Linked DNA regions of Homo sapiens: region 1 is linked to region 2. The links are chromatin loops, found by intact Hi-C in ENCODE. Cell type or tissue: PC-3. All regions are shown on one strand. Links, peaks and the distances in the headings refer to the core of each region. The heading gives the core; the rest is flanking DNA.

Region 1 (9,909 bases), core at 5,298-7,797, 200 kb before region 2:
GGGCTCAGAAGTGAAACAACTAGGGTTTTTTGAAAAAAACATTTTAGCTTAAAAAAATTAATTAAAAAATAGTTAAGATGGATTTCAGAAGGAAGGGGTATTTCATAAGCCAAGGAAAACAAGCGGAGACCTGTCAGTCTCTCTAGGATCAAACATCCCAGGCCAAAGAAAAAGGTGGGCACTGGGGAGGGAGGGGGCAGTCACCAGACACCGCCAAGTGTCACAGTGAGCCCAGAAATGTGTGTCTCATGAAATCCCAGTGTAAATAGGGAACTACAAGCTAAAACAATGAGATGGCATTTTAACCATTAAGATTGGCAAATTTAAAACTCTGAAAGTATTAAACATTGGTAAAGAAGTAGGGCGGGGTTGGCCTATATTGGTGATGGGAGTGTAAACTGGTATTCTGGAAGGCAGTTGAAAGTGTCTTTTAAATTTAAAATGTGCACAACTTTTGTCCCTCTGATTTCAAACCCCACTAGAACAACGGTTCTCAAAATGTGGTCTGGAAACCCTGAAACCTGAGACCTTTTCAGGAGGTTCACGACATTAAAACTATGTTCACGATACTACGTTGTTACTTACCTTTCTACTCTCGTTCTCTCATGAGTGTATGCAGTGCAGTTTTGGGGGCTACTGATGTGGGATATTACAACATAATGAATGAGAATCCAGAATCCAGTCATCTACTATGAAATGAAATATTAAGTAGATTTTCAAAAATAGAAAATAATGCTATTCTTATTACTAAGTTTTTGTTTTATAATTATTTTTCATAAAAATATGTTATACCTGAACATGTAATGGGTTTACTTTAAATCAATTAATAAATATTTTTAAGTCTGTCAGTTTTAATTTCTAATATGATAAATACCAATAGACAACAAAATCTCTTTGGAATTCTCAAGAAATTTTAAGGGTGTAAAGGGGTCCTAAGACCAAAATGTTTGAGAACCACGGCTCTAGAGAAACACATTCTGCACAAAGAAGCACATGCAAGGATGTTCATTAAACCACTGTTTGTAGTAGGAAAAAGTGGAATGAACATACTAGCCCATAAACAGACGGTTAAATGAATTGAGGTATAGTCACATGATGGAAAATTGTGGCACATTTAAAAAGATGAGGCAGATCTGCATGCACTAACATGAAGATATCTCTGGGACATATTAAAGATAAATGAGCAAACTGCAAAAAAATGAGCACTGTAAAAGAATATGCACTAAACAGGAACAGTAGTTACCTCTGGGGAAGAAACTGAGATTGAGGTGTGTCCATAAAAAAGGGCAGGGCTTTAATGTTTCCTCTTACTGTCTGAACTTCGACATATATAGACATTTGGCAAATTAAAATTAACCTGGAAAACTCCCTCCACTGCCACACCAGCAGTAAGGTGAGGGGACCTCCTGGGGCTGATGCAGTGAGCACCCCAGGACAGCCATGGGGTACCCATGAATGGGCCTGTCTCATTAGCTGAAGCACCAAGTCCATGTATAGCCTATTTATCCTTCATACTGAAATATTCACCACTTTCTGAACCGATCTGGAAGTTGTAATCTTTTTCAAAGCATTTCTACTCTATTTAGCCCATCCATTATTTATTACAGCTTCCCACAATTACAAGAACAGCAGTAATAGAACTTCTGACCAACCAGCTATAAATTGAGGATTCCTACAACCCCTTCCTATGGTTCATTCATTTGCTAGAGTGACTTACAAACTAAGGCAAACCCTTTACTTACTATTGGCAATTTACGAAAAAGGATCTTTTAAAGGATACAAATGAACAGACAGGTAAAGAGATACACAGAGCGAGGTTCAGAAGGGTCCTGAGTGAAGGAGCTTCTGTCCCCATGGAGTTGGGATGCACAACCCTCCCAGCGTGGATGTAACGTGGATGCCCTCGGAACCCTCTCCCTGGGTTTCTATGCAGGCATGGTTGATTAGATCATGAGCCACTAGTGATCAACTCAGGCTTCAGGCCCTCTCCCCTCCCGTGAGGTCAGGGGTTGGGGCTGAGAGTCTCAACCCTCTAATCACATAGTTGGTTCCCTTGGCAACAAGCCTGGCTCACAAGGCTATCCAGGAGACCACTGCCATCAGTGACCTCATCAGCAGAGTGCTGGGAAACCAAAGACCAAATAAATATTTATTATATATCAAAATAGTGTTCCTCATAACTACAATATTTTAAAAGGTCCAATAGTGAGATAGCCTGACAAGTTTCCAGTAAGGATCCTGCTGATAATGATGCTCTTCCTATAATTCAAGAGCCTTTTAAATATCTGATATATTATGAGAAATTAATCTGCTAAGGCGATGTGACAATTGGTGCCAAGCAAGTCACTCACTTAGATTGCTGAGCTTCAGTTTCCCTGTCATGATTCTAATATTTTATAACTTTAATTTACCTAGGTATCTACTCACATCTAAAAACAAGCCAGTATGAAAGCAGTGACAAAATGGATGGTCTGGTATTTTCATGAAAATTAATAGACCAGTGGAACAATATAAACAGCCCAAAAATAGGCTCACTTACTTGAGTTGACTATATGATTGGGAAATCATCAAGGATCAATGAATAACGAACGGGTTCCTCAATAAATGACAATGGGGGGATTATCAGCTAGAGTCTTGACTTATAGCACCAAAAGAACAAAACAGACTGTAGAGGTAAATGTTCAAATAAAATCATTAAAGATCATTTTAAAAAACTGATAGACCTAAGGATGGGCTATGACAGTCTAATCATAATGCAACTGAAGAAATAATTAAAAGATGGGTAGTTTTGATGACTTAAAATAACTTCTGCTTATCAAAACTTATACTGTAAAGGTTACTGAGGGATGGCTGTCAGGGGAAATGGGGATGGTTAATGGGCATAAAAATAGAATGAATAAGATCCAGTATTTGATGGCACAATAGAGTGACTGTAGTCAATAATAATTTAATTTTACATTTTAAGATAACTGAAAGAGTACAACTGGATTGTTTGTAACGAAGGATAAATACTTGAGGAGATGGATACCCAATTTCTCCTGATGTGATTATTACACATTGTATGCCTGTGTCAAAATATCTCACATACCCCATGAATATATACCTTTACATACCAACAAAAATTAAAAATTAAAAAACAAAAATGCTTAACATAAACAGAATTCAAAGGAAACGGACAACCGGAAAAGAAAATACAATAAAGGCTAGCTAGAAAATATTTGAAACATAGAAATAGTTAATAAAACCCATTGAGAAACCAACATCCCCTTGGAAAAATAAGCAAAAGATAAGAACAGACAATTCACAGAATTATATAAATGGAAAAAATACATACGAAAAAACATTCAATGCCGTAACTGAATAAATGCGACTTAAAACAATGGCACACCTTTGTTCACCTATTAAGCTGTGGACGATAATCCACTAACTTTTGCCAGCTGTGGGGAAAGCCACTCCTTCAGCTGCGGGGAGAAGTATCCATTGGGGGTCTATCCAGAGGGCAACCCAACCACACCAGTCAAATCTTAAAAATGTCTATGTATACTTTGACCTTGTAATTAGAATTATACAATCACTTGAAATACTGAGATCTTTAGAGAGGTGGTTTATTATGTACAGGAGTGTTCTTCACAATGCTATTTATATTACAAAACTTGTGAAACAGTTAAATTTTGACACGTGCACAACATTCCATGTCACTGCCAACAAAAAAAATCATGTACAACAATTTAGGAACATGGTAACATGGCCTTGACTTAGTGTTTGGTTTTTCAAGAATAGTAGTTATCCCTGGTAGTATTATAGATGTACTGCTATTTTCTCTTCTGTATTTTCCATATTTTCTACAGTAAGTTTTATCTTTATAATGATATAATATACATATATAAATATTTATATTTTAAAAAGGAGTGTGAGCTTTATAGAGAATTTATTAAAAAACAACAGCGTCCCCTCCCCACCACCCCTTTCACCCCCCACAGAACTAGGTGTGCCTGGTACCAAGCAGATGGTAGATTCTCTTTAGGCCCCCTTCTCCCCAAGTAACTAATGTCTCCCTGCTGCCCCCAGAAACCCCACAGCATGCAGCGGGGCCTGCCTCGCCCAGAGTTCCTAGCTTAGCCAGGGCAAATGCCCCCAAATTGCCTCCCTTTCTCCACTTTGGACCAAGCTCTCGCTGCCTCAGTTAGGGGTTTGACAAGGAAGCAATCCAAGAAAGCAACCAGCTGCAGAAAAAAGGTGTTTGCATGGTTTTTTAAAGGGATGTTGCTAATCCAAACCTAGAGTCCATGAAGGTCCTAAGGCCTATTTTCAGGTTTTATCTATCTGTCTATATATTTTGAGAAGGAGTCTCGCTCTGTCGCCAGGCTGGAGTACAGTGGCATGATCTCAGCTCACTGCAACCTCTGCCTCCCGCGTTCAAGCGATTCTCCTGTCTCAGCCTCCCAAGTAGCTGGGACTACAGGCATGCGCCACCACACCCAGCTAATTTTTGTATTTTAAGTAGAGACGGAGTTTCATCACGTTGGCCAGGATGGTCTCGATCTCTTGACCTCATGATCCGCTCGCCTTGGCCTCCCAAAGTGCTGGGATTACAGGTGTGAGCCACTAGAAATGTGTAGCACCTCCCCCCATTCTCTCTTGCTCCTGCTCCTGCCATATAAGACGTGCCTGCTCCCTGTTTGCCTTCCGCCATGACTGTGTTTCCCGAGGCCTCCCCAGAAGCCAAGCAGAAGCCACTAGGTTTCCTGTACAGCCCACAAAACCATGAGCCACATAAACTTTTCTTTAAAAATAACCCAGTCTCTGGTATTTCTTCATAGCAATGTGAGAGCTGCCTAATACTTCTATGTATCAAGTTTTTTTCTTTTTTTTTGAGACGGAGTCTCGCTCTGTCGCCCAGGCTGGAGTGCAGTGGCGCGATCTCGGCTCACTGCAAGCTCCGCCTCCCGGGTTCACGCCATTCTCCTGCCTCAGCCTCCTGAGTAGCTGGGACTACAGGCGCCCGCCACCACACCTGGCTAATTTTTTGTATTTTTAGTAGAGACAGGGTTTCACCGTGGTCTCGATCTCCTGACCTCGTGATCCGCCCACGTCGGCCTCCCAAAGTGCTGGGATTACAAGCATGAGTCACCGCGCCCGGCCGATATGTATCAAGTTTTAAGGACACATGGTCCCTGCCCTAAATGAACTTACAGTATTCAACAGATAAGTATGCAAGTAATTACCTAACTTCAAGTTATGGTAAATGTTAGGAAGGAAACTTACAGTGTTAGGAGAACATGTATCATGAAGTTCTACTTAAAGTTGCAATTCTACCCCCTGAAGGAGGCCCTTTCTTTCTTAAAACCAAGAGCACATCAAAATGCTTCTTCCAAACTTCTAATGCAGTCACATTTTGAGGGAGTCAGAGCTGGATAGTGTACAGGGCAGTGGTTTTTTTTTTTCTTCCACTTATTTCAAATAGGAACGCAGGAATGCAAAACTATTCGGAAAATGATGTCATCCTTCTGGAAACTGATACTGCTGCGACTAGTCTCCTTTCCTTTTAATGCTGGGAGGAGAGAAATATTTACGAAGATTTTCATGCAAACAAGCTTTATGTGTGAGTAGAAATTTTGAAAGAAAGTAAATGTCCATCATTAGGGGACTGCTTAGATGAATTGTAAGTATATTCTAAGCTATGGAATACTGTTCTATTATAAAACAGTGAGGTGACACCTATGTACTGGCACGGAAAGCTCTCCAAACATACTAAGTGAGAAAAAGCAAGCCACTATGGTATGACTCGATTTGTTTTAAAAAATAAAATAAGGTGTACACGTTATGCTAATGCAGACAAAGTACAGCAATAAGGCTGCACAAAGTGTCCACCTACCTTCAGCACATAGTGAAAGAGATTTATGAATCCTTTACCATGATGATGTATTTAGCTACTACTTGTACAAGAAAAATATTAACAAAGTAAAACATGTATCCAACAGTAGACTCTCTGGACAGCATGCATCCTTCTGGAGGGGTTAGGAGTCTCTCTTGGCTCTTTGGTTTAGTGTGAGTTGAAGATGTTCTATTATAGGACCTATGCCATGAGACCCTAAATATTGGCCCACTCTGATAGACAACCCTGAAAAGAATCGATCTGCTTTGCCAGCTGGTACATGCTAAAAAGCAGCCTGAAGATATTCCCAAAGACAGGTCTAAATTCAGCCACAACAGAGCAGATAACTTAAGCCACCCAGCCGCTGACTCAGTTGCAGGAAATGAAAGGGGAACTCCAAGCAAACTATATTGGAAGCAGCTGCAGTTATATCTATCCTTTGACTCACTGGGGCTGGCCCAATGCCTGCCCTGTAATGATAGCAAAAGAGCAGTGCTAACTCAGAAAGACTAAGTCCTTCTCTACCCAGAACGGTGGCTGCCCACTAAGAGGTCAGTGGGTGAGGGAGGCAGGGTCCCCGGCTGACCAGACACCCTTTCCCTAGTAGACTACTGGCTGCCCCAGCTCCCCACCTGGTCCAGCCAGCCAGAAACATCCTGGCAGGAGACACGGGCTCTCCTTCCCAGGGGATATGTGCCACATGAGGCACCAGGGAATCAAAGCAGCCCCTGACGCCTCAGGCCTTGTACAGCCCTAAGCGCAGGGCACAGGAGGCCCTGTCAAAAGACCCCTTAAACATGAATCCCATTCAGAGTCTGGTCTGTTGATAGTTTTGTCTTCAACCAGGCTGCTGTAAGAAAATCCCACAGACTGGGTGGCTTAAACAACAGTTATTTTCTCACAGCCTGGGAAGTTCAAGATCAAGGTACCAGCAGATTCGGTGTCTGGTGAGAGCTCTTTTCCTAGTTTGCAGATGGCCCCCTTCTCCCAGCGTGCTCACACACCTTTCCTTGTGGCCGCACTTGTGGAGAGAGGAAGAGGGAAGAAGAGAGGAAGGGGGGTAGTGGGAGAGAGAGGGAAAGAGGGAGAGAAGGAGGAAGAGGGAGGGGGGAGAGGAAGAGGGAGGGGGGAGAGAAAGAGGGATTTCTTCTTTTTCTAAGGGCATCCCATCATGAAGGTCCCACTCTCATAATCTCATCCAAACCTAATTACCTCCCAAAGGGATCTCCAATTAGCATCACATTGGGGATCAGGACTTCGACATATGAATTTTGCGGTTGGGAGACACAAACATTCAGTCCATAACTGCAGCACACTAAGGGAATTCATAACTTTAGAGAAATACTTCTAGAATTTCAGAGCTTGAAGGTCACGTCATGCAATCATGCTTATATTCTACACAAAGCTGTCGCCCAGCCATTTCCTAAACCTCTCCCCCCATCAATGAAATGTGCAGCACTTCTAGAGGCATCTGAGAGTAGATGTGTTAGAAATGAAGGGCCTCAAGGCACTGTCTCCCAGCAGCTTGCACAAGGTGACACCCATAGGGTACCCAAGCCACACAGATCACACTCATCCTTCTTCCACAGTACACCATTCTGCACTCTGAACACAGATTCTTCCTCATCACAAAAATAACATAAAAAAGAATCTGAGGCACACGCAATATAACCTGAGCTTATAAATCAAGTGGGACAACTTACCTATCATGACGATGTGCATCCTTTACTGCTATCATCAGAGGCAGGTGTCTGGGAGGTGGCCAGGACAGGCCTGACCCAGGACAGCACTTGTATCATTAAATGGCACTCAGAGGGCGCACTTCCAAGCAACTGGGACCCTTATCCAGAACACTCCGTCCATTCCCTCAGCACAGCCACTCTGGGAGAGTTCCCTAGTGTGCTCTGGCACTTCCTTCACTAAATTCCTATGGAGCACTTGTTGAGGGCAAGACATGGTAGAAGACAAGAGGAAGGAAAAATGAGGGCTGGTGAAACCACTGATTCTCCCTTCTCTGGCTCCCACCACACAGCCTTTCTAGCCCAAACTCACAATTAAACTGTCTTTTGCTGTGTGTCACTTATTTTCCCCCTACCCAGCTGAATCTCAGAGGAGGCACACCTGCAGTATTTTAGAAAGGCTGACTAGAAGTATCAGGCCTAACCAGACAGGTGCACATTTTAGTTCTTACATTCAATCCTTAGTATCTCACTGTCCAAAAGCCTTCAAAATGCTCCCAGGCACAACTCAGAAGAGTCTCCTTGCCACTCCCTCAGGAGGGTTTCTGCTTGTAATTCTCACTATCACAGGGCACATCTGGACCAATGAGTGGCTGCCGCAAAGACTACCAAAGTTGCCTCCACCTTGACCATGGCACCAGCCTTGCCATGCCCCTCCAGACCACATCACTTCTGCAGTGACCCTCAACCTGTGATTGTGGGCAGCCAGACCAAGATCTGGTGAATGAGCAAGGCAGAGTCCCTTCTGCTCTCTGTCCCCAACACAGTCCCCACCAGCCCAGGTAGCCCCACACCAGTGCCTACCATGCAGGACCTGCGTGAACTGCTGTGGGAGGGAAGGGGCCAGAACCTCTGAGGAGTGGACGCTTCACCTGCAGCCACCATGCTGGCACCCAGCAGGGCTTGATAAAGATCAGCCTGCTGCTATGCCCATGGGTCTCTGTGGCCCAGGCAGGCTCAGTCCCTCTTTTCTGAGAGGAGCCCAGTGGGCTGAACTACTAAGAGAAAAGGCCAAAGACCAAACGGAAGCCTTTAATATGAAGCCAAGTATTTTATCATATGAGGACATTCCCTCTCTCTAACCTACAACACTCCCACCCCCACAGAGAACCTGCTCTTAAATCTAAAGCACAATCCATGCACATTTCTTGATTTAATAGATTTTCTTTAAAGTAAAAAATCATTTATTTAAAGGAAAAATCGCCACAAAGTTTCAACTTGAACCCTATTTTATCAAACAACAGTTGACAGAAAATTTAATTTTTGGAAAGTAACTGGAAAATATAATTTATTTTACGCTTGAGGGGATTTTATATCAAAAGAGATGAATTCTTATATATACTAGTTTATCATACAGGTGGAAAAAGGAAAAACATGTAATTACAGCTGATTTTCTCGTTTCTAATTTTATACACACACACACCACCCCCCCAACACAAACAGGAAAACAATGGGATTTGCTATGCCTTCTTTCATGTGGAGCCCCTGGACCCTTACTTTGGCTCCCACCTCTCCATGTGACGGTGCCACTAAAGCTCCAGCAGCCACATGTTGTCTCACACGTCTCAGCTTCAGCCAACACTGCTCCACACACTTGGAATCCTGCCTCAGGGGCCAACTCTGCCCTGAAACTCTCACTGTTCATGAGTCAGAAGAAACCCCTCCTTCTGCCTTTCCACAGCATCAGGCTTTAGTACACACTTCTGACACTGCCCAGGTTCCATGAATCCTGCATTAGGAGGGTTATGCGTTCAACTTCTCTACTAGACCGTGCTTCCAGAGGAAAGATTCTTATGTCCTACGTGTGTCTGACACCCCATTGCCAAGGTACAGCATCATGCACATAACAATCAATTAGCAAGGTCTGATGATGCCAAAAGCTATCACCTTTAATTCACAACAAATGTTTATAGAGTAGTTTCAATCTCCATGCAAAACATGCATAGACAGGTTATAAAGCTCTGTGTTAAGTTCAACAAAAGAGTATTCCAAGCACCAGAGAGGGAAGCAGTAATTATCAACAGAGGAAGGATGAAGCCATGTTTTAAGTCTGCAGGCCTTATCTCAGTGTCTTCCCGGGGCCTGAGTTCACTGGCCAATATGGTGGGCAAAGTGCCAGCTCCATTTCAATTACTTCATTCTCCCTTTATTGCTGTTCTTTTTTTTGGTTTGTTTTTGGCTGAGTGCATACTACTAACTACACAAAATTAAATGCTGCATGACATGATCCCTCCCACTGTACCAACTCCATGTATTAATCTATGTACCTCTCCCCTCTTCTCAAAAGCCCTTCTT
Region 2 (9,909 bases), core at 4,778-7,277:
AAAAGAAGGTCCTGTGAAAACAAAGGCAGAGATTAAAGTGCTGCTGCCACAACCAAGGAATGCTAAAGATTTCTGGTAGCCGCCAGAAGCTAAGAACAGATTCTCCCTCTGAGCCTCCAGAACCCAGATGACACCTTGATTTCAGACTTCTGGCCTCCAAAACTGTGAGAGAAGAAATGTGTTGTTTTAAGGCACCCAGCTGGTGACAGTTCATCACAGTAGCCACAGGAAACTAATACCCAGCCCCATGGCAGGCATAGGTCAAGCCTGGCACAGTCTGGATCTCAGTCCCTGACTCAGACCCTGGATGCTCGCTGCCTTGTACAGAAACAACCTGCTCAACCAAACAGGGTGACCCTGCTGAAGCCGCAAATGTCCAACAGTCCTGCCAACCGTGGATGCTTCTGTAGCTTCCCTTTAGCTCTCACTCCTGGCATGAAACCAGACACAGACTACCCAGAAGATGAACTGAGCACTCTGCAATGGGCCCAGCACACTGCTGCATCTGAGACCATCTTCTCGGCCCTAACAACCCTGGCGGGCTCTTCTCTCTGGTGGGGAAATTGGGCTTAGGGAAAGGACATCTTTAGGACAGTCATCCCACCAAGTAGAATGACTCTATGCAGCCTGAATACTGTTTCCCTGGGAGGAAAAAAATCCAAAGCATAAACTTTTATAAGCTGTTTTAATTAAAACACTCTTTGTAAAGTGATGGATTTGAAGCAAGGGAGGAGAAAGGTTTTCTGGCAAAAGTGTCTTTTGTGGTGTTTCTTTGGTGAGCAAAAGGAACTCAACTGATGAAAACACAAAAGCACAAACATTCTGTGGCCAGTAAAGTGGGTGGAGGGGGCAATGGAGACAACCTCAGGTGGGGCCCAGCTTGTAACGCTGGCAGGGCTCTGTTAATGTGCTCCATAAAGGGCTTTGGAGGGCGGGAGGAGCACCACCAACATTTTAAATGTGAGGCCAACCATAAAACGATTCATGATTAGTCCACTAAAATGTGTTTATTGGCAAATAGGAAAGAGATCCCTGAAAATAAGCAGGAACAGGTGATTTTCAAGGCTGACTTAGGTCTCCTATTCAGCTACTCAACAATTATATCCGAGCTACGTGCAGTGGCTCACCCTGTAATCCCAGCACTTTGGAGGCTGAGGCAAGAGGCGAAAAGTTCGAGACCAGCCTGGGCAACCTAGCGAGACACCATCTCTATGAAAAATTTAAAAATTAGCCTAGCATGTGTCTTGTGCCTGTGGTCCCAGCTACTCAGGAGGCTGAGGTGAGAGGATCACTTGAGCCCCAGAGGTTGAGGTTACAGTGAGCTGTGATCACACCACTGCACTCCAGTCTGGGTGACAGAGTGAGACACTGTCTCAAGAAAAAACAAAAATTAAAACAAACAATAACAACAAAAACACAATTGTTTCCTGAGTTCCTACTATTTGCAAAGCAAAAGTGTCTGGAGAAAGGAGGGATCAAGGGGCTCTCAGTTATAAAAGAAAGGGTTTAAGTGGAGTGAAAAGTCTCAGAACACAACACCCAGACATAAGGCAGAAATGGAGGAGGTGGAATTTCCACTTCAATCTCTGTGTCTTTAAGCATATCTCATCTTTTAAAATTCCTTACTCTCATTAAAAAGACAAAATTTAAAGATCTTAATTCATCATTCTAGAATCAGGCAGCTCTCAGAACCAGAACAAGTTCAAAGGACTCCAACCTGCCACGTGATCAGACAGCACTGACGAACAGAAAATACAAATGAGGTACAGAAATGGAAGTGAGGTATAGAGACAGCCTGATTGGTTACTGCTTGGGGTTTGCCTTATTTGAACTTGGTCTGAACAATTGACCGCCTGTGATTGAATGAAGCTCTCAGCTGCTATGATTGGCTGAGACTCAGCTATATGTTACAAAAGTATATTCCTAAATTAGGCTTCCAGTTAGTTTATGTATGAAGTTAGGCTGCAGTTTGTTATGTGAAGACTCCTGTATGGAGACATCCTCAGGTCAAATTTAGTTTAATTTAACACTCAAAAGAAACCACATGTTTTCCAGACCAGAGTTGACTGATATTGTTTTCCAACTCTCATTCTGTATGTTTATAACAATTTTATATCGGGATACAACAGTGTGCCTATAATGTGATACATGTGCTGTTGGAAGTGTTAAGAATATCTTTCATTAGTGCATTTGAAAAATCTTTCCATTTTACCCTATACACTGTGTGCATAGTATAAAAATTCCCATGTTGTCTAGAATAAGCAAAAATGACTTTTATAAACATATGATTTTTCTAATTAAGCAAAATTATCTAAAAGATTCATCTGTCTGCCAAGCCTGGTGAAAGGCTCTTACAGTCGTGACACTGACTTGAGGGAAATATCATGGTTCAAAGGCGCATTGACAAACCAACATCCAGTATTTCTTTCAAGCCAAGTGGGTAGAAAATAATTTTAAAAGAGGCAGATGCACAGTAGGGAGTGGGGGGAAAATTAAAGCTAATATAAGTAGCTTTAGAAAATTTGGAAAATTATGTTTTGGCTTTGAAAATTTGGAAAATGTTGGAAATTGTAAGGCTAGAGACAAAGGAAATTGTATACAAACACTGTACTTTAAAGTTGCTTCTCACAGGGGTATAAGTTAAGAATTATGAAATTGCTATACATGTATACTAGGGTTGAATGATGGATGGTGAGAGCCAGTGTTCTCACTGTTAGAAGAAGAAGTTACAGATAAGCAGAGACAAGGCTAGAAGGAGTCCATGTGGTGATAGATCAGAGTCAGAGACATCAATCTAAACTCACATTTAGCTTAACATAGATACAGATGGATAGATATAGAAATATATATATGTGTGTATGCATGATTATACATACATACCTATATTTCCTAGCTCTGTCTGCTGCAAAAACTAGAAACAGTTATACCTCAGTACCAATGAGCATACCCAGAGCCAAAATCTTGAACTCTACTGCCATTCTCCAAAAAAAAAAAAAAAAAAACCAGGACTCCTTGAAGAACACAATCTTGATTCTAGCGATGGTGTAATATTGTGACATAATAAGAAATATATATTTGGCCTTCATCCCAGGTTCCTAGCACAGAGCTCCTAAACCCTTAAAGTTTCCTAAGTGATGGGGTGAGAAGAGTGCCTTTTTAAATAATATTTGGTATTTGTTCCTGGTTCCTGACACAAGAGAGTCTAAAACGCTTGGAATTTCCTGAGTGACAGGAGTGAGAGGAGCATCATTTACTTTTCCTCAGAAGCCCCTTTTAACCATACTTGAGTTTATGCTGATGAGGTATCTCTTGGTGGGCCCATACATAGCTTCAGGATGGGAACTGGTTACCAGAAGATCAGCCAGTGATTAGATGGTTGAAATTTTCAGCCACACCCTCTGACCTCCAGGGCTGGAGATTGATTAATCACCAGTGACCAATGATGTAATAGATCATGCCTACAAAATAGAGACTGCAGAAAAAACCTGGGTTGAAAAAAAACAGTTTTTTCAACTGGGTTCAGAGAGCTCCTGGGCTGGTGAACACATCAAGGTGCAGCTTGGGGAGTGCATGGAAGCCTCGCACCCCCATCTTCATGCCTTGCCTTCTGCATCTATGCTGCTCTTCCTGAGTTGTAGCCTTTATAATAAACTGACAATAGTGAGTAAACTGTTTTCCCGGAGGTCTGTCCAGGGATAAGTTCCATTTGGTTATGGTACATAACCCTTTTTATATAGTTCTAGACTTGGCCAGTGCTTTTTCACCAGCCACAGCTACATCTCATAGACTCTTTCCCAAAGCAAATCTCCTGTGGTGGCACTAGATCATATCTCTGATCTTAAAAACTGCTAAGTGGCAAATAATAACCAAAAAGCTGAACACTATTCAGCTGGATTCCTCAGGAGGCCCTCAGAAGCTTAATGAGACAAGCCGTGAAGGTGGCTCAGAGGACAGAGTGGTGGGAACCCCCAATTTATAGCAGGTTAGTCAGAAGTACAGGAGGCCTGGACTTGCAATTGGTGTTTGAAGTGGAGGAAGCCTTGTGGACTGAGCCTTGAACTTCAGAATCTGACTCTAACTCCAAGTAGATAGTGTCAGAACCGAACTGAATTGTGGGGCACCTTTGCTAGTGTTAGAGAACTGGTTAGAGTAGGGAAGAAAAAAACACACAGTTGGTGTCAGAAATGTCATGGGAGTGAAAAACAGATCTTTGTAGATGGGGATGAAGAATACAAGATGAGCTTGAAGCATCTTGTGTCTGAAAGTAAGGAAGTGCTCAAAAACCAAAAGGGTGGGGGCATGCCAAAAGGAAACAGAGGTCAACCTAAAGTATCTCCCCATGGCCAAAGCAGAAACCATTTGAGCAACAAAACAGATAAAGCAATGTTATGTGTAAATAAATATAAAATAAATATTTATAACTGCATACTGATATAAGTACATAATTACATAAATAATAAATGGGAAGGCTAATCTTCCTCACAGAAGAATTCCAAATAATTTATGTAGATTCCTAGGAAATAGAATTTAATTCCCCCATCCCTTTGAGTATGGAGTGCACCTAATGACTCACTTCTAAAGAATGAGAGTATAGAAAGTGGGAGGAAAGTCATTTTACAGTGACAAAAACTAGAAAGGTCCACCTAGGCCAGGTGATAAAGATTAACATCCGTAGCAATGCCATGTTGATAGCATGTACCACTGAAATGATGTGAATGGAATACAACTATGTTAGCTTCACCTCTGTGGTCTTCCTCCCAAAACCCATGACCCCAGTCTAGCTATGAGAAAAACATCAGACAAACCCAATGGAGGGACATTCTACAAAACATCTGACCAGCACTCCTCAAAACTGTCAAGGTCATCAAAAACAAGGACAAGCTGGGAAACTGTCATAGCCTAAAGGAACCTAAGGAGACATGACAATTAAGCATAATGTGATATCCTGGATGGGATCCTGGAACAGGAAAGAACATTAGTGGGAAAACTGGTGAAATGTGAATAAAATGTGGAATTCAGGTAATAGAAATATTCCAACGCTGATTTCTTAGTTGTGACAAGTGGTAATGTCTGATGCTCACAGTAAGGGAAAACTGGGTGAGGGGTATATGGAAACTCCCTGTGCTATCTTTGCAACATTTTTGTAATTCTAAAATAAAAAGCTAATTAAAAAAGAAAAAGAAAAAAAATTGGTTTCCTTGACTAAGGCTTTGAGTTTCCCAGTCTACTCAAGCAGAAGTCTAGGAAACCTGAAATCATTCAAAAATAGAGAGAGACTCAACCAAGTCTTCCTGTGTCTGAGTATCACTGTCTGAGCAGTGGCCCTACCCACAGATGGCTAGAGTGAGCAAAACACAGTGGAGAAACACAGGGCCCTTTATGTGAGGGACACTGATTTGGCCCCTTCCTCCAAGGCAGTATGCTGAGAGTGGTCTAAAGAAATTACGTCATGGAAACGCACCACGCCATCAGACCCCTGACAGGCTAATATTTGGCTGTAGAGTGGCTGAGAACATGAGTTCAGGAATACAGCCATGTCATCTAATGGATTCCTTTGTATTGGATGTTTTCTTACCCTACTACATGCAGTCATATGCCCAGTGTATGCCGTCTTACCTTCCATGCAAACAATGCCCTGAGAATAATTGCTGGTCCCTGGTTTGAGCTAGGTGCCCCTTCTGTTCCCTAGACATATCTTAATTGCTGCATCCATCTTGTTGGTCACATGCCAGCTCCCTCAACCTGGCTGGGTTGCAGGCATGTGCCTTATTCATCTCCTTATTCATCTCTGTATCCACAGTGCCCAGGGCATAATAAACTCTCAATAAATGTTCAGTGGATGACTAAACGTAAGAACAAATGACTGAATGTTCCAAACCCACAAAGGCAATCAGGAAATGTGATTATCCAAAGTAGCTTACACAAACTGAATGCACAGCTCTGTAAAACGTCAGCTTCCTTCTTTTTCTCTTCCTCTCTTTGATCACCCTTTCCCAAATGTGGAAATCCCAAAAGGGAACAAAGCCAGTTCTGAGCAGGATTTCATTTTGCAACTGTAGTTAAAATGTACTCTGTCACTTGCCACCAGCATCACTGGGATTTATATGTTCTTAGTAAGGGCCACGCTGTTCTAGATGAAGCATAAAAAATCCTATAATGATTATGTCTGGGATCTTTGCATACGCTGAATCATCTCCAAAGCTTATTTCCTACATGATCATACCTGACCCTGAAACGGCCTTGTCATGTCTTCCAAGTGCAAATAGTTGTCAGAATTTACTGAGGAGGAAATTGAGGCTCAGAGATGGCTGTCTGATATGAGGCAGATACAAGGCTCAAATCTGAACTTTTGACTCCAAGTCAAAGGTTTCTTCTGTGGAATTTCACTGCTGGTCACTTAGATGAAGAGAGAAAGACCAGTACAGAGAAAGGAATTCGAGGGTACCGTGATGTGGTTGGAGCAGTAAGGGAAGGGCTTTGGACAACAGGGACTTGAACTGGATACGTGGGAAAGAGAGGTTGTCCAGGCAGAAGGAACAGCAGGGGCAAAGGGAGGAAGCAGGAGCTGGCAGGGCCTCTGAGAGCCACCCTAAGGGGGCCAGTGACTGGGACAGTGGGGTAACACAGGCAGACCTGGGAGTAGAGAAGCCCTTCTACCTGTGAATTTCAATGGATGAACACTCACACAAAGCTAAGCTGAACCCTGGTGCCAAAGTGCCCTTGACCCAAACATGGTATGAGCATCCTTTTGCCCTCCACCATATTGTAAGGGCACATTCCCTACGCTAGGATGGTTGTAAGGATTTACCATAACTAATTTTTTTTTCCTGGAGACAGGGTCTTGCTCTGTCACCCAGGCTGGAGTCCAGTGGCACAACCATGGCTCACTGTAGCCTTGACCTCCCAGACTCAAGCGCTCCTCCTGCCTCAGCCACCTACTAACTGGGACTACAGAAATGCACCATGATGACCAGCTAATTTTTTAAATTTTTAGCAGAGATGAGGTCTGACTATGTTGCCCAGGCTGGTCTCGAACTCCTGGGCTCCTGTGATCCTCTGCCTTGACCTCCCAAAATGCTACTACAACAATTAAGAAGAGCATCCTTACAATGGAAACAAAAGTAGCCATTAAAAAGGAGGTTGAAAGTGATAAGGAAAGAACAAATACTATACATCCTAATGTCTGAGGCATTTGACAATACAAATGATTCTCAAAATCAAAGAAAATTCTGCCACATGTGAGAAGTGCTATAACTTTGCAATGTACAGCAGTCAGCTAGATATGAGAAAGAGATGAGTAAAATGCAAAGATTTTGAGTATGCAACTTGAGGATCAGCATGAACTCTAAATACACATTAGACTATTGTTGGAAATAGACTAGGAGTTTACTTATTCAATCATTCCATAAATATTTGTTGAGCATCTACTATGTGCCAAGAACCATTCTAGATACTGAGCATAGAGCAGTGAACAAAATCAAGTCCCTGCCCCCATGTAGTTTTTATTTTATAAGGAGAAATGGATGACAAACAACATATTTATTAGGTGCTGATATGTGTCCTGAAGAAAAATCAATAAGGACAACTGAGTTAAAGAGTACTGGTGTGAGAAGGCCCAAGGAATATTGGTGCTTGTGTTCAGTGGTCAGGAAGACCTCTCAAATAAGGTGGCTTTGATCAGACACCTAACTTCTTTGAGATCCGGAAGTTTAAACATGATGAAAACGCCATCAATGAAACTTTTTGTAAGTTTTAATTTTTTTAATTTTAATTTTAATTTTTTATTCTTTTATTTTTTGAGACAGGATCTCACTCTGTCACCCAGGCTGGAGTGCAGTGACACGATATTGGCTCACTGCAACCTCCACCTCTCGATCTCAAGCAATTCTCCCACATCAGCTTCCCAAGTAGCTGGGACCACAGGTGCACACCACCATGCCCAGCTAATTTTTTTTTCTTTTTACTTTTTGTAGAGATGGGGTCTCTCTGTGTTGCTCAGGCTGGTCTCAAACTCCTGAGCTCAAGCAATCCTCCCGCCTCAGCCTCCCAAAGTGCTGGGATTACAGGCATGAGCCACTGCACCCTGTCAAGTTTTAAATTTTAACTATTTATTTAACTTTTATTTAGTTAGAGAGGCAGTGAACTTATGCTGCAAGACACAGCAAATCCAGTAGGTTCTAGAAGGTAGGTCCCAAAAATGTCATCACGCTCAAGAGACCTGCATGTCAGTCGCGTGCACACCAGAACTGCCAAAGCTTTCTCAGACAGTTGCAGGAATCCTCAAAGAGCAAGGTTACCTGCTTGCCTTGCTCCTGCCTCATTCGACTGCAAAAGGAATAGAAATGCATCTCTTTTGACAAACAATGTGTAATAAAATAGTCACCCCTAATAGGCAATGAGTGTGTCTAAGTTTAAAGCTTACAATTAACTCACATTTCTATTAGGTAGAAATGATCTGGGAGATACAAACTTGAACTCTTTTTGTTCCTTTGCCTTTAAAACCTACGTTGTTGGTGAGCAGGTAAGGCATGGGAACTCATTTTCCTCTCACATAGCCCTTCACAGGACAGACACAGAGGCATCTGCTTTGCTTTACAGAGAACGCTGGTAAATCTCTGAATGCTGGGATTTTCAGGATCTGCCAATGAGCAACATGTGCTCTCAGCTTAGCCCAGAAGGAAAATTCTTTCCAATTTGGAGAGTGTTTTTCACGCATCATGCTGGCATCAGCCTGCCAGTCACTCTCATAATTCAAATCCAGCAGAGCAAAGCAAGCAAAGCTCAGAGGAAACAAACCAGCCCAGCCACAGCCCTCATGGCCTGACTTACGTGCTCTATCCCCAGGGAAGGTGGGTTGGCCCCTAATGAATCTCCCACAAGCCAAACTAAGGACTCTGAGCTAGACTGTTCTGGGAGGGAAATGAGATCTTATCCTTTAATTACTTAATGTCCCTAAACACTCTAAAATCCATCCTCTGTGCTGTTTGGACCACAAGCTCTGGGGTCATTACCTGAATTTCTGACTCAGCTTCACCACTCACTGTGTGACTGTGGGCAAACTGCTCAGTTTCTCCACCTCATAGGAATGTTAGGATAAAATGAAATTAAACAAAATGAGAACCTACTATGTGCCTGGCACATAGCTCAAAATAATGTTAGCTAGTGGTATTATTTCTGCCCTTTGTCTCTTGCCTGGACTATTGCAGTGGTCTCCTAATGGTTTTCTACCTCCAGTCCCCCGCTAAAGCCATCCAAAAAATTGTTGCCAAAGTATTCTTGAAGCACATAAATCTGATTCTAAAACCCTGCAGTGATTCCTCACTGCCCTCAGAATATATCTAGATTCACCTGCAGGGCATATAAAACCCTGTCATCTGACACCTCTGTACACCTGCACTATGCTGTTTGTTCAGCCCAGAATGCCGGTTTCTCACCTTGACCACCTGCTAAGCTCCTGCTCATCCCTTAAGGTTTGCCGTGAGCATCATTTCCTCCAACGTCTCCCTGCCAATCATAGTCAAGCATCTTTTTCTTTGCTTCCTGTGGAACATTCAGTATTGACTTTACGATGGCACTTAGTACACTGTACTGTCATTGTTAGCCTGGATTTCTTCCTTTATAGAATGTTCAGTTTAGCCATAAGAGGCCAAAGGACAAGAGAGAATGACAACCCACAGTCAATGGGATGCCTTTACTCTGTTTTTCCATCACCTCAGCCAGCTAGCAATACACAGAATACATGCAAAGCCATGCCATCCTATGCTTGTGATGTTAAGGATGTCAGACTTTATTGTGAAGAGGCAATAGTTGTAAGTAGGGAAGTAAAGTGGTTGGTTTTGGAGAGACTGACAGATCTTACAGAAGCAGAACTGGCAAGGGTGATGGCTGACTGGAAAGCAAGATAAAGAA

Evidence for each region. Peaks named below come from ENCODE experiments on the same cell type or tissue, not always from the same donor. Only the 100,000 strongest peaks of a DNase experiment are listed, where the experiment ranks them.
Region 1: a loop joins it to region 2, with 2.1 times the contacts of the local background. A loop is called at or near these places in 6 of 110 quality-filtered maps.

The regions. Positions count from the first base shown.
Region 1 is chr11:94,131,732-94,141,640 of GRCh38, reverse strand. All of the region lies in intron 1 of PANX1 (pannexin 1), which reads right to left. Among named protein-coding and RNA genes, the nearest start is that of PANX1, 7.8 kb to the right of the region's middle. RefSeq lists enhancers at 5,064-5,358, 7,909-8,408. In PC-3, for the core only: no CTCF peak of the experiment used is centred there; DNase peaks (open chromatin) are centred at 5,440 and 6,300; H3K4me3 peaks cover 1,527 bases; H3K27ac peaks cover 1,739 bases.
Region 2 is chr11:93,935,547-93,945,455 of GRCh38, reverse strand. It overlaps the pseudogene LOC101060084. Among named protein-coding and RNA genes, the nearest start is that of HEPHL1, 81 kb to the left of the region's middle. In PC-3, for the core only: no CTCF peak of the experiment used is centred there; a DNase peak (open chromatin) is centred at 5,875; H3K4me3 peaks cover 660 bases; H3K27ac peaks cover 2,500 bases.